Linked DNA regions of Homo sapiens: all the other regions are linked to region 2. The links are chromatin loops, found by intact Hi-C in ENCODE. Cell type or tissue: A673. All regions are shown on one strand.

Region 1 (8,000 bases), 170 kb before region 2:
GCTTTTTAAAATTGATACAGGCTGTTCTTGGCCTGAAGGTCAAGCCCCACTGGTGACCCCATCCCTGTCTGCCCAGGAATCTATCTGTTTTCTTTCACTATCAATCCCCACCTTGAAGTGGTACATCTAACTGCCATTAGGATAGGGATGGTGACTGGTCTAGCTGCTTCATGCTAACAGGGGGTATTGTTTTGGAAAATGGCAGTCAGACCTCGATCTCTCTCTCTCTCTCTTTCTCTGTCTCTCAGAGGCCTTTTTAAGAGTCCCCGGTAAAAGGGAGCCATCATTTGAGTCTTCATTTGCGTCTTCATTTGCATGGCCATTTGGAGTTTGATGGGCTCTAGGTGAGAAGAAACAGGTTTTACAAGGAGGTTAAATATGCATGGACCAAATATGAGTATAATACAAACAGGAGCTAAGAAGGGAATAATCCAGGCCAGTGCCAGAGATAAGAAATAAAATAGACTAATCATTCTGAAAACCATGTTGTGGCCAGAGCTGTTTCACCATTGTGAAAGAAATTAAATCTTTTGTGGGGGAGGGCAGTTAAATTTTAGAAGAGAAACAGGTGTTTAGGGGAGTAGATAATCCCATGAGTATTCAGGATTAAGGGGTCCTTGGCAAAGACACCTTATGGTGAGGAACAGAACAGATGTGAGAACAGCAAGTATAAACAAGACTGTAAAGAGGTTATCCATAGAGGGTTAATTATTAACACTTATCTTTCATGATATTTAACTTGAGGTCTGTGATTTCTTCACACTGGTATTTTGTGCACTCTCCTGGGTCAACAGAGGTAATTCCATCAGTTCCTCAGGCCTTTACTTGAGTATAAAAAATTCAAGAATCTATTCCAGTGACCTTCACTGCTGAAGGAGTAGAAAGAAGTTCAGTGTAAGGTTCCTCCCAATCTGGGCCTAGAGATGGAGAAAGAGAAGGAAGAGCCTCTACCAGTACTAAGTCCACTGAGTTGAATAGAGGAGGCCCTAGTTCATGGGTTTGGACCTCTGAGAGGTGTTTCAGTTCCTGCTGGATATGAATCAAATAAGTTGCATATTTAATCAAATCAGAGATTTCTTGGTCTAGCAGGAAATCATTGGTGAGAAAATATTATTTCAAAGGGACTTAAACCCAGCTTTGAAGGAGTGTTTCTAACAGGTAGTAGGGCCATGGGAAGAAGAGTAATCCAGGGGAGATGAGTCTCTTGAGACAGTTTTCTAAGGTGCCTTTTGATAATATCAGTTGTCTTTTGTACCATTCCCAAGGATTGTAGTGTCCCAGCACAATTAAGATGGTATTGTATGCCTAGTGCCTTTGACACCCTGGGTGACAGCTGCCTGGAATGAGGGGCCATTATCATTCTTGAGGTACTTAGGGAATCCAAAGTGAGGAATTATCTCATGAGTTAGTACTTTTATCACCTCAGAGGCTTTCTCTGACATGCAAATGCTTCTACCCAGTTAGTGAAGGTATCTACCAATACTAAGCAGTATTGGATGCCCCTTATCTGATGGCATATGGTTGAAATCCATTTGCCATTCTTTTCCCAGGTAGATGCCCATTCTTTGGGTCCTGGAGAAGGGAAGAGAAGCCATCAGTTGAGGGAATTATTTTTAAGGCAAGGGTAACAAGCATTAACGACCTGTTTGATGATTTTTTAGCAGATTTTTACCTGAGAACAACCTTTGAGCCAATTGATAGGTTTTATCTTTTCCTAGGTGGGAGGCTTGATGAAGAATTTTAAGAACTTTCCATTGGCTGGAAGCTGGTAGATGAAGTTTGCCATCCTCCAATTGAGGCCATCCTAAGGGCTGAAGGTGTATCCCTGAGAAGTGGCCCATTATATTTCTGCAGGAGAATATTGAGGTTTTATTTCTCTTATGGAGCATCCCCCAGACCAGAGGGGCCTCAAGTGGATCAAAAATCTGGGGCTTTCTTGCTGCCAATTTAGCTGCTTGGTCTTCCAATTTATTTCCCTTGGTTATTTCATCCATCCACTTTTGGTGGCCTTTACAATGTATTACTGCCACTTCCTCTGGAAGGAAAGATGAGGATAATAGTCTGTTAATTTCATGATAGTGTTTAATGGGAGACACATTAGCTGTGAGGAAGTCTCTCTCTTTCTAGATAGTGGCATGGGCATGGAGGACTAGGAAAGCACACTTAGAATAAATGTTAACTTCTCTCCCTTTGTTTTAATTCAAGCACCCTTGTGAGGACAATTAGCTCAGCTAGCTGAGCACTGTGTCTAAGGAGAGAGTTGTGCTCTCAGTTGTGTCATTTAGGGTGACTACTGCATACCCTGCTTTATGGATCCCTTGTTCTACAAAAAAAAAAAAAAAAAAAAAAAAAAAAAACAAAAAAAAAACTTTGTTCATAAAGAGAGTTCAGTCTGGGTCTTCTAAGAGGGTTTCTTTGAGGTCATCTCCAGACACATAGGCTTCCAGTACTATCTGTTTTCCGTCATGTTCAGGCTCATCAGCTTCCTCTGGGAGAAAGGTGGCTGGGTTTAGGGAGAGACAGCTTCTTAAGTGGACTGTAGATCCCTCCCATAGCAGAACTTGATATTTGAGCAGGCAGTTGTCTGTTAGCCAGATACCATCCTTAGAATACAGCAGTCCTGCCACATTATGTGGGGTAACCATGGTTAAGTTATTCCCCATGGTTAACTTATTAGCCTCTGGCACCAGTAAAGCTACCACTGCAACTGCCTGTAGGCAAGCCAGCCATCCTTTAGCCACCAAATCAAGCTCCTTGCTTAGGTAGCCTATGGACTTGTGATGGTTAATATTGAATGTCAACTTGATTGGATTGAAGGATGCAAAATATTGTTCCTGGGTGTGACTGTAAGGGTGTTGCCAAAGGAGATTAACATTTGAGTCAGTGGACTGGGAGAGGCAGACCCACCATGAGTTTGGGTGGGCACCATCTAATCAGCTTCCAGTGTGGCTAGAATAAAGCAGGTAGCAGAAGATGGAGAGCTGACTTGCTGAATCTTCTAGCCTTCATCTTTCTCCTGTGCCAGATGCTTTCTGCCCTCAAATATTAGACTCCAAGTTCTTCAGCTTTTGCACCCTTGGACTTAAACAAGTGCTTTTCCAGGGGCTCTTGGGCCTTTGGCTACAGAATGAAGGCTGCACTGTAGGCTTCCCTACTTTTGAGGATTTGGGACTCAGACTGATCCACCACTGGCATCCTTGCTTCTCAACTTACAGATGACCTATCATGTGACTTTACCTTGTGATCATGTGATTCAATTCTCCTCAATAAACTCCCTTTCATATACACATCTGTTATATTAGTTCTGTCCCTCTAGAGAACATTGACTAATACAGGGTTGCTGGGTTTCACCTCAAGACTGGGTTAGAACTCCCAGGGCCATTTCCTTTTTTTCTGATACATAAAGATCAAATGTATTTCCTATGGGAAGACTAAGTGCTGGTGCCTCAAGCAGGGCTTGTTTCAATTGGTCAAAGGCCCTTTTAGCCTCTGGTTCCAAAATTAGAGAATGAGTCTTAGCAGCCTGAATTTCCTTTATTAGATGATAAAAAGGACAAGCTATCTCACTGTACCCAGATATCCATAATCTGCAGAATACTGGAATGCCCAATAATCCCCTCAGTTGTTTGAGGGTTTGAGCGAGGAGAAAGGAGACGATGGGCTTAATCCTTTCTTCACTCAGCACCCTGATTTCCTCTGACAAGACTAGACCTAGTACTTCACTGAAATCTGACAGATCTGAGCCTTAGGTTTTGAGACCTTATATCCACTGTTAGCCAGCAAATCAAGAGCCTTACTGCCTTCCTGAGAGATTCCTTCAGTTGGGGCACACAGGAGAATGTCATCTACATATTGTAAAACTTTAACCTGAGGATAAAGGAACTCAGAGAGATCCCTTGACAGCACCTGTCCAAACAGGTGGGGGCTGTCTCAGAATCCTGGAGGTAATACCATCCAGGCCAGCTGGGTGGTCTGGTTGGAGGGTTCCTTGAATGCAAACAAATATTGTAGTCAGGGTATAGTAACATGCAGAAAAATGCATCCTTTAGGTCCAGGACTGTGAAACATATAGTTCCCTCAGGCATTTGAGTTAGCAAGATATAAGAATTGGGAACCACTAGATGAGTTGGAACCACAGCCTCATTAATGAGATGGAGGTCCTGGACCAGTCACCATTCCCTGTTGGGTTTCTCTATCCCCGTTATAAGGGTAGTACAAGGGTTGTTGCAGGCCCTGCATCCTCAAGTTATAATGATGGCTTCTAGCCCTTTCTTAGCTTCTGGTTTTAGGGGAAATTGTCTCTCATTAGGGAAAGAAGTGGGATTCTTAAGGTGGATCCAGACTGGTGTAGCGGTTGTGGTTTGGCCAATTTTCCCTTGAGTTGCCCAAATTTCTGGATTATCAGTCTCCACCAGGGGGAGATAAATAGTCTGTCCTGGGTCCATAAGGACAGTGGTTCCTACATGAGGTAAAATATCCCTGCCTAGCAGAGGAGTTGGGCTTTCAGGCATGATTTAAAAGCCATGAGTAAACAAGAGGTCTTCACAACTACAACTAAGGGGTTGGGAAAAATATCGGATTAAAAGCTTTCCTGAAATGCCCCTCATGGTCATGCAAAGAAAGGAGGGGAGGCCTGGATTGGAAAGAACAGAAATAGCGGCTCTGGTATCCAGGAGGAAGTACACCTTCCTCAGTGTGACCTCCAGAATCACCTGGGCTCCTGGATGGTAATGGCAGTCTGAACCATCAGAGCTGGGAGAGGAGCCCTGGGACTCATCAGTCCTGCTGGACCATTTGGAAGACTGGCTCTGGACCTGGTGACCTGTGTCTCTAGGGACAGTCTGCCTTCCAATGATGCCCTCTGAAGATTGTACAGGGTTGAGGTGGCTTCCTCATGTTGTCTGGGCAGTCTTTCTTAAAGTGTTCTGGCTTGCCACATTTGTAGCAGTTAATAGGTGCCTTTGGGGATTCTGGGTTGAAGCTTGCAAGGCAGCCATTAGAGCCTCTGCCTTTATCTTGTGTCCCCTCTCCCTCTTTTGAGCCTCCTCTAGATCCCTATTGTGAAAGATCGAGGTGGGCACTTTCTGGAGGTTCTCTAAAGTACATCTGGTCCCATGGCCTGTTTCTGCAGCTTCCTCCTGATATCAGGGCCCACCTGGTAATAAACTTATCCTTTAGGGTTATCTGTCCCTCAACTGAATCAGGAGATAAAGGTATATGCTTTACCAAGGTCTCTAGGCCTTTCCAGAAAGGCAGAGGGCTTCTTATATGAGCCCTGGTCTATCATGGATAGTTTGGAGTAATTTAGAGGCTTAGTTCTAGTCCTTCATAAGCCTTCCAATATGCACGTCTAAAAGTGTTTCCTCTTCTATTCTCCCGTGTCATCACTGGGGTCCCATTTAGGGTCCTCCAATGGTACTGCTGTTTTTCCAATTGGATAATGCTGTCACCCTTCCTTGGCACTATATGTGATACAAAGCTCATCCCAAAACTTCTCTGCCACTTTCAGGGCTGCCTGCTTCTCAGCCATAGTCAGGGTTTGATTTAAAAGTACCATAATATCTTTGCAAAGGGGTTCAAATACTTGGGTTAAATTCTGGAAGACCTCTATATACCTGTCAGAGTTATCTGAAAACTTACAAAATCCCCCTTAATTTGTCTTAAGTCCTGTAGCAAAAGGGGGACTTGTACCTTAATGAGGTCATATTCACAAGGCATCTTTTGTAGGGGCATGAGTGAGGCTGGAACCTTCCTAAAATGAGAATTTCTAGGATGGGATAAGCTTGAGAGAGAGAACCTGGGTAGAGAGCACAGGATGGATCAGGAGGAGCAGGATCAGAGGGAGCTTACTCCCCTGCTGGAGGTACCTCTGAGGTTTAATGTCCTAGTCCCTTAGGATAGTCCTTTGCAGACCCTCCTGAGACGACCACTAGGAGGGCTGGATCCATCCTACAATGTCAGCAGAGTTCCTGATTATCCTACAAGGGAAAAAAAAATCCTGCATATGGGACATTGGACCATTTGCCCTTGTGTTTACAGAAAAGATTGAGCTGCAGGATAGTATTAAAATTGTTACTCCCTCCAGAGGCCAGGCTTTTCCATCTGCAAATTATAACCTGGCCAAGCCATTGTACAAAGGAATATAAGGCATTATTTCTTCAGAGTCTGAAGGTCAAAGGAGTCCCAGTGATTCAGAATGCACTCAAGAGGAGTGCAGGCTGAGAATAGTTTGCTACCCATTTGAAAAGTGAGAGGGGATAAAACATATCCCTTGGTCTCTCCCTTTCTCATTTTGAATTTGAGGCATCCTCCAAATCTTAGTACCTGGTACTGGCACCATGGGTGAACTCATGGGGCTCATACCATAAATATGAGGATGAGCTCCACCCATGAAGTGGGAAGGCCTACTCAGCAGGGGTAGTCATGCTTACCTCCACTGTGCTGTAGTCTTCCACTGTCAACTGCCTCTGGGTCCCTCAGATCTAGTTTTCCTTTTAGGGCTTCAAACCGAAGCTTGGAAAATATGCTGGAGTAATGCTAATGTAAAGCTATGGGAACAGATCTTCCTCAAACAAAGAAAGGGAATCCCTGGAATTGGGGACCAGGCCTAATAAAATGCCTCCCCAGAAGACAAACAATAACCCCTTACAACTAAAAGCTCCCTGTATTCGCAGGATTATGTTGACATCTGACATGGTGGGGAAAAAAAAACAACAACAAATTAAATGCAAAGGAGGGAAGGTGTCTGGGGGGAAAAAGCCTCTTTCCCTGTGCTAACAGGTTTTTTTTTGACAGGGGAAAGAAAACTCTCTTAGCCATTACATACCCCTGTTTCTAAGGATAGACAGAAACATTGTTCTGGTTTACTTTCCTGGTGACTAAGCCAAGTATTCATTCCACCCCATAAAATTATCTCTTTGGGTTGCAAAAACACCTGTAATATTGTGTATAAAGAAGGGATAGCAGCCAAAAGAGTCTCAAAAGAAAGAAAATGTGACAAGAAAGACTGGAAATCTTGGTCCAGCACCTGAATGGGCTGTCCGGGATTGGAGCTAGTCCAGGAGCTCTTGGGTAATGCCAAGGTGTAGCCTTAGCCAGATACCTTCAACTGCCCCGGGACCTTATTCTGATACCATGCAATGGCTAGACATCTGTAAAGGGAAACTAAATGGGAACAAAGCCAACATTACCAACATCTGAAGGTGAAGGGGTATTGACAAAGTCCTTCCCAGGAAGCCTGTCTTCTGAGTCTTGTAGACCATCAGCTGTGCTATCCACTCTTAACTGGCTGACAGAGTCCTGGTGTTTTATCTGTTTTTGGAAAATAATCTGAGGACAATAACCTTGGAATGAAACTAAAGAGTCATAGGTCCTCTCTTACTCAACCTTCTGAAGATCCTGAATGAGCCCCCCAAAATGTTGTAACTTTTTCACTCCTGTAGTTTGGCAAGCGGGAGGGAGTGGCACCCAGCAGCCTCTTCACACCCACAGCTTGGCGAATGGGAGGGAGTGTTACAGCTCTTTTTACTCCCACCACCTGCAGCTTGGCAAGCAGAAGTGTTCCAGTTCTTTTGCTCCCAGAGTTTGGTGAGTTCTGAGTTCTTGTCTTGTGACCAAGACGAATAAGGTACATGGACATTGGAGAGTGAGTAAGGCAGAATAGAATTTTATTCTGTGACAGGAAGAAAATTCTCAGCAGCGAGAGGAGACCTGAAAGTGGGTTGCCATTTGTGAGGCTGTGTCTGGGGTTTTTATGGGCTTAAAATGGGAGAATGCATGCTGATTGGTCCATGGGTGGGCTTGAAAAGACATCATAAGATTGGTTAAAAGGCAACATCCAGAAGGAATCAATAAAGAGAGAGTGGGTAAGATAGGAATAGAAGTTCTTACTCCGGTTTTGGACTCTATCTAGAATGAACAGCTTGATTTTCAGGCTTCAGACTGTTCTTGGCCTGAAGGTTGAGCCCCACTGGGCGCTTGTCTCTGTCTTCCTAGGAGTC
Region 2 (8,000 bases):
CCTGTCCTCTTATCATTTTCTTTCATCTATATTTCAGTAAGCCATTTCCTGATTATAATATGAAGTATTTTCCATGCAGAAAAACAGAAACATACAGAAAAATTATTTGAAGCAAATTTAATTTCTTAGTTGTCATTATTCAGGGATACTACATCTAACACTTAGTCTTAGTTTGTTCTCTGCATTATAACAATTAACATTTGCATGTTCTCAAGTAATTATACAAATTTTAATGTTTGCCTAATGTTTCACCAAATATCTGTTTTCAGATTTTAGAGGTATTTGATCTATTTTTATATTTCTATTTCTGTTATGTTTCAATCTCATAAATAATAGCATTGTGAAATTTGACATAAAGTTGTTTCCCATTATTCCTTAAGAAAAATGTCAATTTAGGTAGGCATGTGTAAATATTTGAAAACTCATGGGGTTTTTGTCTCTGGGTTTATGTTGCCAAACTATTTCTAAAAATATCTTTTTTAAAAATAGAAAACTAGCATACCTCCCTAAGAACAGAGTGCCTCTAAAGATCATTAAATTCTCTTGAACACATAGCAGTGTAGATCGGACTTAGGAGATATAGTCTTTTTTAACAAGGCTTGATGACGTAAACAAAAAAGTAGGACTGAATATTATGTAGTTGCAGAATAGCATATTTTCATGATGGAAGAAACTTACTTTCACTTTTATTATTCTAGTTCTGATGCAGATCACTACTTCAGTGTAAATCAGGACGTGACTTTGACTAAAGTTAACAAAAGCTATGTTAATCTTTTGTTGTATTATATCAGAATTCCAAAAGCTTGATTAGTATTTTGTGATATTTGCAAAACAAAAACAAAAGTGAGCAAACACACAAACAAACAAAAAATCTGTGTTCTAATGCATGATACTCAGAAAGTCATTAATCCCTTGGTATTTCAATTTTCTCATATGTAAGAAGAAATTATTAGACTTGATAAATTTCAAGACCCCTCAAACTCTTTTTAAAAAGCTATTACTCTTATTACACATTTAAAGTATGCGTACTGTTATTTTCTCTCTCAAAAAAGCCCTCCAAATTAACCTACTTTTTTACTTGTGACTAGATTTGGCTATAAGGGCATCCATGATAGAAATCTAAAAAGTTTCCTAACATCCTTTTATTGCCTTTCTCAAATCTTCCCCCCAGCAATAGATGCTTAGTAATATTACATCTATATAATTATGGAAAACCACTGGGACCAGTCTTCATCAGCAAATGAATATAAGTTTCATTGTAACTTTCAGATCATACTTACACTAGGAGCAAATGATAATATCATTCCCTATAAAAGAAAAGAGAAAGAAGAAAAATAGTATCTCTAATATATAACAGACTCTTTTATAGTACTATTGCTAAAATTTAAATAGGATCACTAAAGGAGCAATAACAGAATATAAACATAAGAAATGCCAGGCTAATATGGACATTGTGATTAATTATAAGTGATTTTTACAGCTAATATAAAGGAGACAATTATAGATTATCTTATAAAAAAGGAACATGCTATGTTTTCAGGAAAATACTTATTTTTTTCTATTAAGTCCTAAATTAACCACACAATGTAAGCATTGTTTTCACCAGAGATTAAACAGAGAATACCTCATATAGAATTCAAAAGTATAATGCTAAAATGTACTCCATTGAAGTCCTCCTAAGTCTAGGTTCACAGTTTCTTGTTGCTATATTTCTTTCCCATAAATTAAGTAAATTGCAACCAAAAATAATCTTGTTTCCTTGTTCCTGTCAAATAGTGCCCACAAATGCCACCAACTGAAACTACACAGGCTATATCTCCATTAAAGGAGCTTGCTTATCACCAGGCCTGACAGAGTATCACATATAAATTGTTACTGATAGGCTTATTCACAGGCAAATGATATGTTGTGCACATTTATAATGAGCACTCTGCATTATCCATTTCCAAAAAAGCACCATGTTATTCAATGTAAGAAACTCTGATTTTGGCTTGTTACAAATCAAATATGTCACATGATTCACAGTATCTAACAACGTAGAACTTCTTTACATAACAAATTCACTACAATTAGAAAACATGTGAAACATTTTTCTAAAAATATATGCCTAACAGCCTCAAGTTCTTAAAAACTCCAATTCAAATGTTATCCTCACCACACTAGGAATCTTGGAGACTTAAGAGGCACTGAGACAACAGTATCCTCTTTCCTTTCCACATAGTAAGAGAAATTTCGGAGTAAGTCTGCAAACCATTTACCATGCCCCTATCACTTATGTGATTAAGAGTGAGCAACAGGTAGCACAAGCAAGCACTTCAAAAGCATACTTCTCTATGCCCCCAACTTCAGTCTTTCACACTCTGCAAAAACAGGACTCCTCATAACTTTCTTCCATGCCCCTGTGCTTTCATCTGCCAGCAGCATGACCCTATTCTTCTCTGTCTTCAGTTTCTCCTTCCTGTCCTGTCAGTCCAAGGGTATCCTATCCATCCTTCAAAATTCAGGTTAAACTTCCCTTTTTCAGAAGTCCTTCCTGACCATTGCTGACACCAACCATTGCTGCACTCCCTCCTTGCCACTGATGCTCTGTGACTTGTCACACTTTGCACAGACATTGTATCATGTCTGCATATGTGTCACCTCTGCTCCACAGCAAGGTTTTAGCCACAGGATTTTTTATTATACAATTTATAGGATAACACAATCTCCTAGGTATTCTTCTGAAAATATATGCCAATATATCTGGCACAGTGGGTTGCATGGAATACATCTTCATTGAAGATAATAGCCTTACCTTATTGCCTTTTAGTGATTATAAATAAATATCAAGCCATTTTTTACCTCTAGTGTTACTGTTTCAGGAGGACGCAAAGAAAACCCTTTTGGATCCTCTCCTAACCCAAAACTTAAATTGAAGGAAGCACTGTTTTTTAGAGGCTGCAAAGAGAAGACTGCTTCATGGGCTCAGAAACCTAGTGGTAAGTGTGAGCGCTGTCCATAGTTGCCTGGCTTAGAAACACAGGTAATTTCTATATGAAGTTCACTCAAGTTTGCAAAAGCTGAGATGAGATGCTGTGAGTGGGGGTCTAACCTGTCTTTCTCACCCTTGTTTATTACTTAACTAGCATTTTGCTGACTCCCTCTTCAGTGAGTGACTTCACTAGGAATGAAACAAAGAGGATGAGCTAATAAGAGCCATTTCCAAGGCGCTTTATGCAGAGTGTTTTGTCCAATGGGGACCTCTCATATATTCACCTTGAACTGTAGTGGTTTCAGTTAAGGTGTCACAGAAGCTTTTTCTAAAGAGGGTTATACTTCAACACATGGATGAGTAATTTAGAAAATTCCTAATGGGCCAAATACAGGAAGAAAAGTCCAGCAAATACAATTATTCACAAGTCTAAGAAATAATTGTCTCTTTAGTATTTTGCCACAAAGAATAATGCCTAAAACTCTGCCCTTTCACTTCCTTCTTTTGAACTGTGAGGGGTTTTTACTTCCAAAATTATTTCATACCATTAGAATAGAATATAAAGAGAAAAACAATGAAAGAAAATGTACCTAGAATAAAGCTGGAAAACAAAATGGGAATATTGAGAAGAAAAGATCATATTCAGAAAAGAAACAGAAGCCATGTGTGGCCATCTTCAAAAGTCAGTCAATCAACAGACCCCAGAAGCAGTTCCACTATTTATATAAAAGGACTTTGGATGGAACAATTGGCTAAAAGAAGGGTCTTAAATCTGCATTTGCAGATACTTTACATGAGACTGTTAAGATCAATTATTAGTGTCAAAGAGAGCCAAGGCTTACCTTTGTCATAGGTACACACACACACACACACACACACACACACATTCTTTGTGGAGCATTGTCCCAGTGCAGTGATTTCCTTGAATCTCACAATTCTGGGACTCAGAGCTTCTGCTTCAAGTTCTCATTGTTTTAAAGTAATGACCCTGAGTCTGGAAGGACTTTAATTCCCCAAATTGAATACTTCCTAACACAAATAACTGATAATCAGGGGAAATTACTTAGCCTTGATTTCTGGGAGTCTCTGAATTGTGTAGGATAAAGTAAATGATGTTAATCTAAAAAGATGGTAGGCAACTTGAATTCATGTTAGTCAAGAGCTCCATCTCCTGTTCTATGTGGGTATGTTCTCAAAACAGTTTCCACCAGCACGGGATTGCTATGCACACCAGAGTAATCAGAAAAAGTAAGCCAGTTCATAGCTTTTTTGCAATGTAGATTCTCGATTCTTTTGTTCACTCACTGTGCCTAAAAATGAATGCCATTTCTATTGTGGGAGTACTGACAACTGAGAGAGGGAAATGCTGAATTAAATATGGTTTTACATGTTGAGCTTACAGTAAAGAAAAAAGGGTGCCAGCAATTTTATTGAAATAATTTTACACTTTCATTTAGAGAAATCAATTTTGTGCCTTAGGAACAGCAACAAGAAAACTTTCTATCAGCTCTGTGAAATAAATGGGCCTCAGTGTAGATCTAGTTCAAGTTGGCAATGAAACATCTACCCTGTCTTATAAATTGAACCAAGTTTGGTCTATTTGACACTGTAAAACTTATTCTATTGATTCTACCCTTATTCTCCCTCAGCGTTCTGCCTTTTACTACAAAAGGAGCTTAAAGGATAGGAAAATGAAAGGGAAAGTGTTTATTATAAGATAAAAATGCTAAGGATCTAATAAATGTGAGATAATGATTTAGCAGAAGAGATGCTATTATACAAAATTACATTTTTCTTTTTTTGTTCAGTGTTAAGAACAACTTTTTTGGCAACAACCCATTGTTAGTTTTTGTTTGCTTGATATTCTTTGTTTTTATTGGAAACCAAGGAAAAGGCTCAGTAAAACCAACCAACTTTATATGTACAATTATACTAGGAGGCTTTGTAATTTAGAGCAACTAAACCAACTGACACTGACTGTTTGAACAGCCTCTATGAATTCCAGATTATTCCCTTTGTAAGGAAGGATTAAATCCTTTCCTTTCATATCTGAATGCATTATTATTGTGTCATCCCCCAGTAACATATTGAAACTTAGAAACACATTGCCTATTATATTTATGAGATAGATAGATAAATACACACACACGCGCACACACACACACGCACGCACACATATTAGGGTTAGGGTTAGGGTTGATTCTAGCCTGGCTTTATTCTCTCTCAATGTTCTGCCTTTTACTACAATAGAAGCTTAAAGGAGCAGAAAATACTATCTGTGTGTGTGTGTGTGTGTGTGTATATTTACCTATTTCAAAATATAACTATATTTTTAATCAATACAGTTAATTAGATTCTATATAAAAAAAATTTACATAGAAGTCCATGCCCTTTGTCATTTTAACCTTAGGAAAAAGAGGCCCAGCTTATCTTATTGGTTTTTCACATTAAATAGCATGCTATTAACCTCAGAGAGCAATAACATGCTAATGTGACTTGGCTGTCATAATTTCCAGATAACTGAGGCAGCACGAAAAACTATCATATTAACATCACCCCTTTATTACTGTATATAATCATACCCAATATCCTGAAATGCTTAATTATGATTGAGTGTATGATTAAATATTTTATATCCAGAAGGCAATTGGTATGAAATAGTAAACAGAGAAAATACAGATATCCAAATTATAATTATTTTTAAAATTGTCATCATTAGCCACAAAGACAGGTTTGTATCCACATGGATACATTTTGCCATGTAATCAGTGAGGGCTCATTCTTAGTTGATCCACAAATTTCTCTACAGGAAAGTGTTAGGAGAAGCTAGCATTATCTCTGCTTTTTTTTTTTATTGTTATAGTGCATTTTGAAGAAAAAGTTTCGAAAAATAAATATAGATATTTGATATAGGGTTGAGACCAATTCTGATATCATCTTCCAAGGAACTTACAAGGTAATAATCAAGGGATGTCATTAAATACTAGTTTTTCCATGAGTAGGTAATAATGTGACAAGGACCATGGCAAGCAGAAAAAAAAGACAAAAACCAACCATTATGTATAACGCTGTATTTTATGGCATAAATTCTATGAAATCTATGTGGTTTACAGACATGTAAGGTAGTGAGATTATAAATACTTTTTATTTTTTCTATATTAAGTTTCATTAAGAATAGTATTACTCATAACTGGAGAAAAATAGTGAATGACATCAATATGAGATAAGTCATGTAAAGTACTTAACGATGTGTCAGGATGTACTAATCAATATATTTTTTTTAATTTTGTTTTTCCTTTCTTCCCTTATCTCTTCCTGCTTGGTGCTATTTTCTGCCCAAACTGAATCATGAGTCTGAAGTTATGGTGTCTAAACAGTTAACAATGCTTCCCTACATTATTCTCAATGTTAAGCTATCCACACAGTGCATATAAAAATATTAGAAACTCAGCCCCATTCTCTGCCACTTATCTACTCATTTATGCCCTTGTCTTAGCTCTACATATGATTTCTTACCTTCTGTTGGACTTTCTGTATTCAACAATAGAGCTCACATTCAAGGAAATGATTTTGCCTTCTTCCTCCTGCTTATTCCAGTATGTCCCTCTGCTTCTTTTTCTCATTCTCCCCAAAGTGATTATAATCACACAAAACACAATAGAACACTTTGGATAGCAATTTCTCACCTTCAATTTTGCTTTACTCCTTTGCAAACATTTCTACATCAGAATCTTTTACATTGCTTTGTTTAGAAATAGCATGCTGTCTTTCTATCTACTGTTATAAGCTTTTGCAAATCATCCCTCAAAATGTTCTGTATCACACTAAGGTCTTTTTTAATTGGTTGTACCTTAAAAAGGTTATAGGATTTGATTTAAATTTCTAAGGATAAGTAACTGAGACTATTCAGTTGTGTCTAACTTTTTTCTTATTAACTTCCTAAGTTTCAAGTGCCCCCCCCACCCAGCTCAATATGAGAAGTCCTGGGCAAATTTGAAGTTTTATATTTTAAATAAAAACAAAATCCATCTTCTATTTATCAAAGCCTCAAGAACATATTTTGGGGGGTAGGGTAGAAGGGTAGCTTTTAAAATAACTCTGATAATGTTTCAGTTGTTTGACTACTATCTATAAAGAAAAATTACTTAGAAATATTTATGCCATCTGGGTAGAGACTAAGTAAAACTTCCACTTTACAACTTACTTTCTTGAGTATTCTCTTAGGGAGGAATAAGTGGAAAAGAAAAAGGATTGGAAAAAGTCAAAGCAGATATTGATTTTCATGTGATACCTGATACTTACCTAAGTATTGGTATTTTCATTCCTACCAATGGAAAGTAGAGAGGATAACCATTGGAAGTTATTGTTCCAGACACTAATGATGAACTAGCACCTCTGTTTGCAAAGGTACTTTTATATATACAAACATATTCAACATTCAAGGCAGCTCCGTGATGTCAGTAGAGCAAGACAAATCTTTTAAAATAGGACTCAATTTTTTTTCATCACTCTCCTTCCACAAAGGCTACTAAATGCACTTAGGTACTTAGTATCTAGTGTGGGAATCACTGCTGCCTTGTTGGCTTTTGACTGTGGCTATCTTCATCAGGCATTCATCAGTACATGAGCAGTCTAAGTAAAAATTCTCATCAAATCAATTAAACAGAGAAAATGTCTGAGAACTTCCAAACATAAGCTTTAGCTCAGTGAGCGTAATGGAAACCAAGAGCTGGTTGAAGGATAAACCAGAGCAGCAATTTTCAGGTGGCCACTCCATAGGAGCATAAAAGCACCACAAGCATAAACTTAGATTTCCGTGCAGAATTCTCATGTACCTAGTGAAATGTAATCTGGATTCAGTCCAGCTGAAGTCAACAGAATCCTAGAGTGTGAATTTAACAATTGAAAAAACAATTCTTGGCTAGCAATATCTGGTTCCTGGGAGGAGTTTTATCTTAGCATGTTGCCACTATTGCAACCAGCCTTTCGTAAAGTCAGTACTCATGAACCATGGATATCATAAAACTGC
Region 3 (8,000 bases), 570 kb before region 2:
AACGTGCACGTTCTGCAAGCGCATCCCAGAACTTAGAGTATAAAATAAATAAATAAATACATGCCCAACATAGTACCAGATGACCTAGGTGATACAAAGGGAGCACAAAACATAGTTTTTGCCCTCAGAATAATAGGGTCTAATCAGAATGAAAACTTGTACCTCCACAAAATAAATAAATAAACAAATAAATAAATAAATAAATGCAGACACCTGGCCGGGTGCGGTGGCTCATGCCTGTAATCCCAGCACTTTGGGAGGCCGAGATGGGTGGATCACTTGGGGTCAGGAGTTCATGACCAGCCGGGCCAATGTCGTGAAACCCCATCTCTACAAAAAATACAAAAATTAGCTGGGTGTGATGGTGCATGCCTGTAATCCCAGCTACTCAGGAGGCCGAGGCAGGAGAATGGCTTGAACCTTGGAGGCAGAGGTTGCAGTGAGCCGAGATCACATCAGGGCACTCCAGCCTGGGTGGCAAAGCTGAGACCTGCCATTGCCCATGCCAGTAATACTGAAAGGGGGAGGCTCCAGTGATGAGCAGGGAGTGTGTCTTGGAAGAACACACAAAAATGCCTTGAGAGGAGGATTTACCTTTATAATTTGCCAAAGAGTGTGTTTTCTCACCTACTTCTACGTGTCAAAATTCAACAACCCTTAATATGAGTCCTACCAGTCAGCATCAATAAAAATATAAACACCCGCCCTTTGAGTATGCTGGTTCTAGGTGAAACATGAACCATGAAAACATGTTGAATTTAAATATTTAAATTAAAAAATCAAACTTGAAAACAATTTATTGACATATACACACAAGAATGCTGTATTGTGGTAATGTGGAAGAGTGAGAATACTGGGCAAGGAGTCAGAACATTGAAATTCTGGCCAGAGCTAAGAGCCTTACACCATTACTCCATGCCTTGGAACAAACAAAACCTGGACTGACCCAAAAAATGTCTTTTGGGTCATTTTCAGAGCATTTCATTATCTCTGTGAAGAACGAATTTCAGTTCTTGGAGCAAAAACACCACTGAGGTTCAAATATGTGCCTATATATAAGATAGACCTTTGCTTTTTTCTCTTCTCTTTCAAGGTTTTTATGTAGAAGAGAAACATTGCTTGCTAGAGGCTGTGGAAGAGTTGTTCGGAAGTGTCTCTGAAATAGGAAGCCAAGAAGCACAATGGTTCATGCTTTGTTGAATGCACTGGCTTATTTTCAACCTTCCTGTTTGGCATCTCTAAAGTGCTTTGATTTTGGGAGACCTTTTTACGGATGAGAAGTTTTGAAGATGATGAGTACAAATGGCTGAACACAGGCTTCAGCCGCTTTGACTCTATCCAGAAATGAGGAATCCAGAATTTAAAATTCTGATGGTAAAATACATAACCTCTCAGCCTTGAGAATCTACCATTTTAGGAAACAATGGCAGAGCCTGAAACATTTCCATTCATTTAGAGGCAGAATGGAAATATCTTCCCAGAAGATTAGTTACAGGTGGAAAAGAGTGGAAAGTGAGGACAGGGGAACTCTTTTGGTTTGGAGGGCCATAAATAGAGGGTGACCAACTTGTCTCGGTTTGCTCAGGACATTCTCAATATTAGCACTGAAAGTCCTAAGTCCTTCAAAACCCTTCAATTCCAAACTGTAATTGAACAGTTGATCTCCCTAGCAGAAATGTTTTACTCATCAGGTACAGTTAGAGATATTTTCATTGCCTAAGGATCCTCAATTTCCTGCTTTCCTTATTTATTCACTCATTCAACAACTCTTTATTGAGTACCTACTATGTGTTAGATACCATTATAAATGCTGGGGAACTAGTGCAATACAAGACAGACGGATCCCTGACAGAGATTTCTGGGTACAGCTGTCCCAGCTGACATTTATTGAGAAATCAACAATGTGGTGAGTGCAAGGGCTGTGGCTGTTTTGATGGCTGATTGTCCTGTGGACAACATTTAGTAATCTGACTGACAACATAAAACATAATATTTTTTTGCATGACTTAATGAATAAAGAAAAGAGTACTAATGGAAATACTTATGGAAACCTGATCTAGCCAATGGGGTAAGAAACACCTTCTTGAAGAAGTGATATTTAAAGAAAGAGAAAAAGGTGTAGGAAGGAGGAAAATAAGACTAGAATCAGAAAAATTCCAGCCTCAAGAGACTGGGACACTTTGAAGTAATGGAAAAAATTCAGTGTACCAGAACAGAGAGATGGAGGGACTAATGGGTGTAAGATGAAGCCACAAAATCTGTCAGAGCCTAGAGTATGCAGGAAATGCAAGCCACGCTAAATTCTGCTAAGACCTTTGGCTGACCTTCTGATCTGTCTCATGGACTAGAATTGGGCCACAAGCAAACCACTAAAGTCATCACCGACAAGGAGAATGGGATCAATTCAGTTAGCATTGCCTGAGTCATTTAAGATATAGGTGGACAACAGAACAAAATCAGGGCTCTGCAGCATGGGAAAAGGGCAAACAGGTGTTAAAAGGTTTTAATTGGAGGAATAAGGTGATCAGATTTATTTAAAACAATTCTTTCTATTCTCCTTTCCCCTCCCTTCTCTTCCCTTCCCTTTCCTCTTCTCCTCTCCCCTACCCTTGACTTTCCTCCTTTCCCTTCCCATCTTTATCTGTCCTGTTTTTTTCTCCTGCCACCCATTCTCTCTCCATCCTTCCTCCCTCTCTCTAACATAAAGAGACTTCCTGAAAGCTGGACAAATTTTCTTCCCATACTGATAAATCCTGACCTGACCAGCCAGCTTGTTGACATGAGCATCATGTATGCAGCAGTGGTAAGCTGGATGTCCCAACACCAAGGTAAGTGCAGCATATGCAGAGCAGAGGCACCTCACATACACAGCATCCCATCTCTAGCCAGCCCAGCACATACCTAACCATGTAGCTCAGCTATGGCCAGCTCCTCAGCATCTCTCAGAAACTTTGCTTTCCTAGTATGGGACACAGGCAGTTTACGGTCTTCTGGATTCGAATGCCTTACTCAATTTCCTCCCAATCTCATTCTCCAGAGCCTAGACTCTTTAATGGCTTGGAGGTCCTTGCTTTGGAGTTAAATGTTAACATTCAGTGTTCCATCTTTGATATTTTAGACTCCTGATCACACATCCATGTCCTCTACATTGGTTTTTGAATTTTGTGGAAACTGAGCTGGAGCCAGACTAATTCACTCACCATTTCAGCTGGGCAACCTTAGTTCTGCATCAATCACTCACTGTTCTAGGATAACTAAAACCTTGAGGCAAACACTGATGATTGGTACTCATGGTCATTTCTGTCGTTTTCCCACGAAGCAGAGTCCTGCCTTTCATTCTGTTGCCCATCCCTATCCTATGTGACTTAGGTAAATTTAATTGATCCAAGTCCTGTTTCTGTCCTCCTTGTTAGTGATTCTTAGTGGTTTACATAGAACTTAGTTCCAGCCAATGAAGCAAGATGAAATACCTGCTAGGGAAACTCTGGGAAAGTTTTTTTTTTCTTCCCCCCTATTAAAAGAGATGCCTTAGGAAGAAAATCTTTCTTTGTCTGGAAGGATTCCTGGAGTGGCTGCAGCCATCTGTGACCACTAGGGGACGTAGCTATCATTTCAAGGATAGCTTAGCAGAAATGTGGAAGAATTTGGTTCTCTGACCAGAGGATCAAGCCACTGAATTATCAACCCAAGAACTGACCTCTATCAGACTCTTTATTATAGGAGTAAAATAGACCCTTTAAGTTTGAGTTTGATTTTTGTAACTTGAGATGTTTATTCATTTGCTATTACTGTTGTAACAAATCACCACAAATTTAGAAGCCTTAAACAACACCATTTATTATATCACAGTTTTGTAGGTCTAGCGGACTTGGCTGGTTTTCTCTGCTCTGGGTTTTATAAGGCCAAAATCACGGAGTCAAAAGGGCTCTATTCCTTCCTTTCTTTGCTTTTTCTATAGGGGATTATTTAATTTTAGGCTCATTTAGGATGTTGCTGCGTTCAGCTCCCTGTGGCTGGAGGACTGAGATGCCTGTTTCCAGCTTCTAGAGGCCACCCTCATCCTCTGGCTTGTGGTCCCCTTTCTCCATCTTCACATCCATTAATGGTAGGCTGAGTCTTTCTCATACTTTATCTCTCTTTGACTTACACTTTTACCTCATTTTTCATCTGTCCTCTTCTGCTGCATCTCCCTGACTCTAGCCAGATACATTTCTCTGTTCTTAAGGGCTCAAGTGATTAGATTTGGTCCACCTAGACAATCTAGGGTATCTCCCTATCCCAGAGTCCATAACCTTCATCACATCTGCAAAGTCCCTTTTGTGTAAACTCTGGATTAGTTTCCTGTTGTTGCTACAATAAATTACCCCAAATTTGGTGGCTTATAACAACACAAATTTATTATCTTACAGTTCTAGGGTTCAGAAGTCCTAAGAACAAGGTGCTGGCAGGGCTGCATTCTTTCTAGAGGCTCTAAGAGAGAGTCTGTTTCCTTGTCTTTTCCAGCTCTAGAGGTCATCACCTATATTCCTTGGCTCACAGCTCCTTCCTTCACCTTCAAGGCCAGGAGCATAGCATCTTCAAATCTCTCTCTCTCTCTGACCCCGGCTTCCATCATCACATCTCCTTCTCTGACGCTGGCCCTCCTGTCTCCCTCTTCTAAGAATCTCTGTGATTACACTGGGCTCACCCTGATAATCCAGATAATCTACTGGTCACAAAATCTTTAACTTAATCACATCTACAAAATTCCTTTTGTCATATAAAGTAACATATTCCAAGTTTTGGAGGTTAGGACCCGGGCATCTTTGGGGAGTTGTTATTCTGCCTACCACAGGATAAAAGGACCAAGACTATTACAATAAAACATTTTAAAAATTACAGAAAATATGCATGTATGTCTCAGAGTTCTCCTTTCAGACATACTGAATGCAGTAGGTTGAAGGAAGACTTGGCCTCAGTGTTATAAGGAGAAAATATCTCGAGGTAAAGAGATGATGCAATGAGACACAAAGAAAACATGCTGTATAGCAAAGGCATAGATTCAACCTAAATGCCCATCAATGGTAGACTGGATAAAGAAAATATATGTACCCCAAATCTGGGGTACATATACACCATGGAATACTAAGCAGCCATAAAACAACAAGATCATGTCCTTTGCAGGGATATGGATGGAGCTGGAGGCCATTGTCCTTAGCAAACTAACACAGGAACAGAAAACCAAAAAAATACTGCATGTTCTCACTTGTAAGTTGGAGCTAAATGATGAGGACACATGGACACACAAAGGGGAATAACACACACTGGGACCTTTTAGGGGGTGAAGGGTGGGAGGATGGAGGGGATCAGAAAAAATAACTAATGGGTGCTAGGCTTAATACCTAGGTGAGGAAATAATCTGTACAACAAAACCCCAGGACACAAGTTTAACTATATAACAAACCTGCACTGTACCCCTGAACTTAAAATAAAAGTTAAAGAAAAGAAAAGAAAATATTCTGTAGAAGAAAGGGGCTGACTGAGAAGAAAAGTCTACCGGGAAATAAATACTAAACTAACATGTATTAGAAGCAATGAAAGACTGAATTGAAACTTCAGAAAAATCAAAGTGAAGTGAGGACTATCTTGAAACAGTCTCTTGGGAGGAATCAGAGAGAGATAGAGAAGTGTAAAATAATAAAGACACTAAAACTATAAAGGAAACATGGTAAACCAGAAATGATCCAACCAAAGAATGATTAAGCTCCTGGAGAAAGAGGCATTGAGAGTGAAGGGCAAATGATAAACTAGAGAAAATATTGGTCACATGTGGTACAGCAGACATAAATATTCTTCAAAGGTAGAAAACTTTTTAAATAATGTAAGAAAATGGGCAAAGTACATAAATAGATTATTTTAAAAAATGCCCTATATATATGAGATAAAATGTAAGCCTCTTTAACCATCCAGAAAATGCAGATTAGCATGAAATATTATTAATCTATCAAACTGACATAACAAAAAATAATAATGTTAAATTCTTGCAAGCATGTGATGATCTGGATATGCTCATGAACATCTGGTGTGAGTGTGTAAGTTGGCACGACCTTTCTGAATGCAATTTGGCAGTATGCATCAAGAATTGTACACGTCTTGATCTGTTTTCCGCTAAATTCCAAAGTACATCCTAAGAAAATAATCAGAGTTAGAGACAAATATTTATGTTCAGAGATGTTCATTGCAGTTATCAATAACAGTTTTAAAAATAAAAACTCTGAATATCCAATAACAAGAGAAACTTAAACACATTCCTGTACATCTAGACTAAGGATTGGCAAACTTTTTCTATAAAGGGCCAAATGCTAAATATTGTAGGCTTTGCAGGCCATCTGGTCTCTGTTGCAGTGACTCAACTCAGCTATTTAGTTGTAGCATGAAAGCAGCCGCAGACCATATATATATGAATAAATTTAGCTATGTTCTAATAAAACTTTCTTAAAACCTGTGTTTTGATAAACATTTAATGACTAAATTTTTTAAATGTTAGGAAACTAAAGAGGATATGATATCAAAATATGAATTAAAAGTTTGACATGAAATATGCCAGTGTTTATGTTGGTAATAATTTAATGGTTGAATTGCTTATGGTCTCTATTTTATCTTTTATACCTCTTAAAAATATTTTCCCTCAAATTTTCTCCAAAATAAATGCATTTTGGTTTTGTAATATAAAATATTTTTTTCTGTTTTTTTTTAAAGCTTTGATAGAACACAAATAATAAATGAAAATGGTTCTATAGGTGCAATAAAACTATGCATCAATTTAAATAATTTTTTTTCAGGAGGATCTTTAATTAATGTTTGGTCAACTAGAGTAAAATAGACTGAATTCCACATAAATATTCAATTTATGGACTTAGTTAATTTTCCTAAGTATTTTAAAGTCCACTTTTTAGATCAGTATTTTTTGTTTTCTTTTTAAAAATTTTTATTTTATTTTAAGTTCCAGGATATATGTGCAGGATGTGCAGGTTTGTTAGATAGGTAAATGTGTGCCATGGTGGTTTGCTGCACCTATCAACCCATCACCTAGGTATTAAGCCCACGTGCATTATATTTTTATCCTGATGCTCTCCCTCTCACTACCCCACCACGCCCCTGCCCCAACAGGCCCTAGTGTGTGTTGTTCCCTCCCTGTGTCCATGTGTTCTCATTGTTCAGCTCCCATTTATGACTGAGAACATGCAGTGTTTGGTTTTCTGTTCCTGCATTAGTTTGATGAGGATAATGGCTTCCAGCTCCATCCATGTCCCTGCAAAGGACATGATCTTATTCCTTTTTATGGCTGCATAGTATTCTATGGTGTATGTGTACCATATTTTCTTTATTCAGTCTTTCATTGATGGGCATTTGGGTTGATTCCATGTCTTTGCTATTGGGAATAGTGCTGCAATGAACATATGCATGCATTTATCTTTATAATAAAATGATTTATATTCCTTTAGGTATATACCCAGTAATGGGATTGCTGGGTCAAAGGGTATTTCTGGTTCTAGGTTTTTGAGAAATTGCCACACTATCTTCCACAATGGTTTAATTTACATTCCCACCAACAGTGTAAAAGCATTCCTATTTCTCCACAGCCTCATCAGCATCTGCTGTTTCTTGACTCTTTAATAATCACCATTCTGACTGGAGTGACATGGTACTCTTTGTGGTTTTGATTTTCAGTTCTCTAATGATCAGTGATGTTGAGCTTTTCTTCATATGTTTGCTGGCCATATAAATATCTTCTTTTGAGAAGTGTCTGTTCTTGTCCTTTGCCCACTTTTTATTGGGGTTTTTTTTTTTTTGTTTTTTGTTTTCTTGTTTTTTTTGTAAATTTGTTTAAGTTCTTTGTAGATTCTGGATATTAGATCTTTGTCATATGGGTAGATTGCAATAATTTTCTCCCATTCTGTAGGCTGTCTGTTCACTCTGATAGTTTCTTTTGCTGTGCAGAAGCTCTTTAGTTTAATTAG

The links. Hi-C counts contacts between places; a loop is a spot of excess contacts. Peaks named below come from ENCODE experiments on the same cell type or tissue, not always from the same donor. Only the 100,000 strongest peaks of a DNase experiment are listed, where the experiment ranks them.
Region 1: it touches region 2 in a loop (4-fold over the local background); 5 of 110 quality-filtered maps call a loop at or near these places.
Region 3: it touches region 2 in a loop (11-fold over the local background); 12 of 110 quality-filtered maps call a loop at or near these places.

The regions. Positions count from the first base shown.
Region 1 is chr3:36,128,817-36,136,816 of GRCh38, reverse strand. No RefSeq gene overlaps it. Among named protein-coding and RNA genes, the nearest start is that of STAC, 250 kb to the left of the region's middle. In A673, a CTCF peak has its summit at 4,378 (motif pointing right); no DNase peak of the experiment used is centred here.
Region 2 is chr3:35,962,243-35,970,242 of GRCh38, reverse strand. No RefSeq gene overlaps it. Among named protein-coding and RNA genes, the nearest start is that of MIR128-2, 220 kb to the right of the region's middle. In A673, a CTCF peak has its summit at 4,145; a DNase peak (open chromatin) is centred at 4,142; H3K27ac peaks cover 1,110 bases.
Region 3 is chr3:36,536,685-36,544,684 of GRCh38, reverse strand. The region is part of intron 10 of STAC (SH3 and cysteine rich domain); the gene reads right to left. Among named protein-coding and RNA genes, the nearest start is that of STAC, 160 kb to the right of the region's middle. In A673, CTCF peaks have their summits at 3,379 and 3,583 (motif pointing right); no DNase peak of the experiment used is centred here.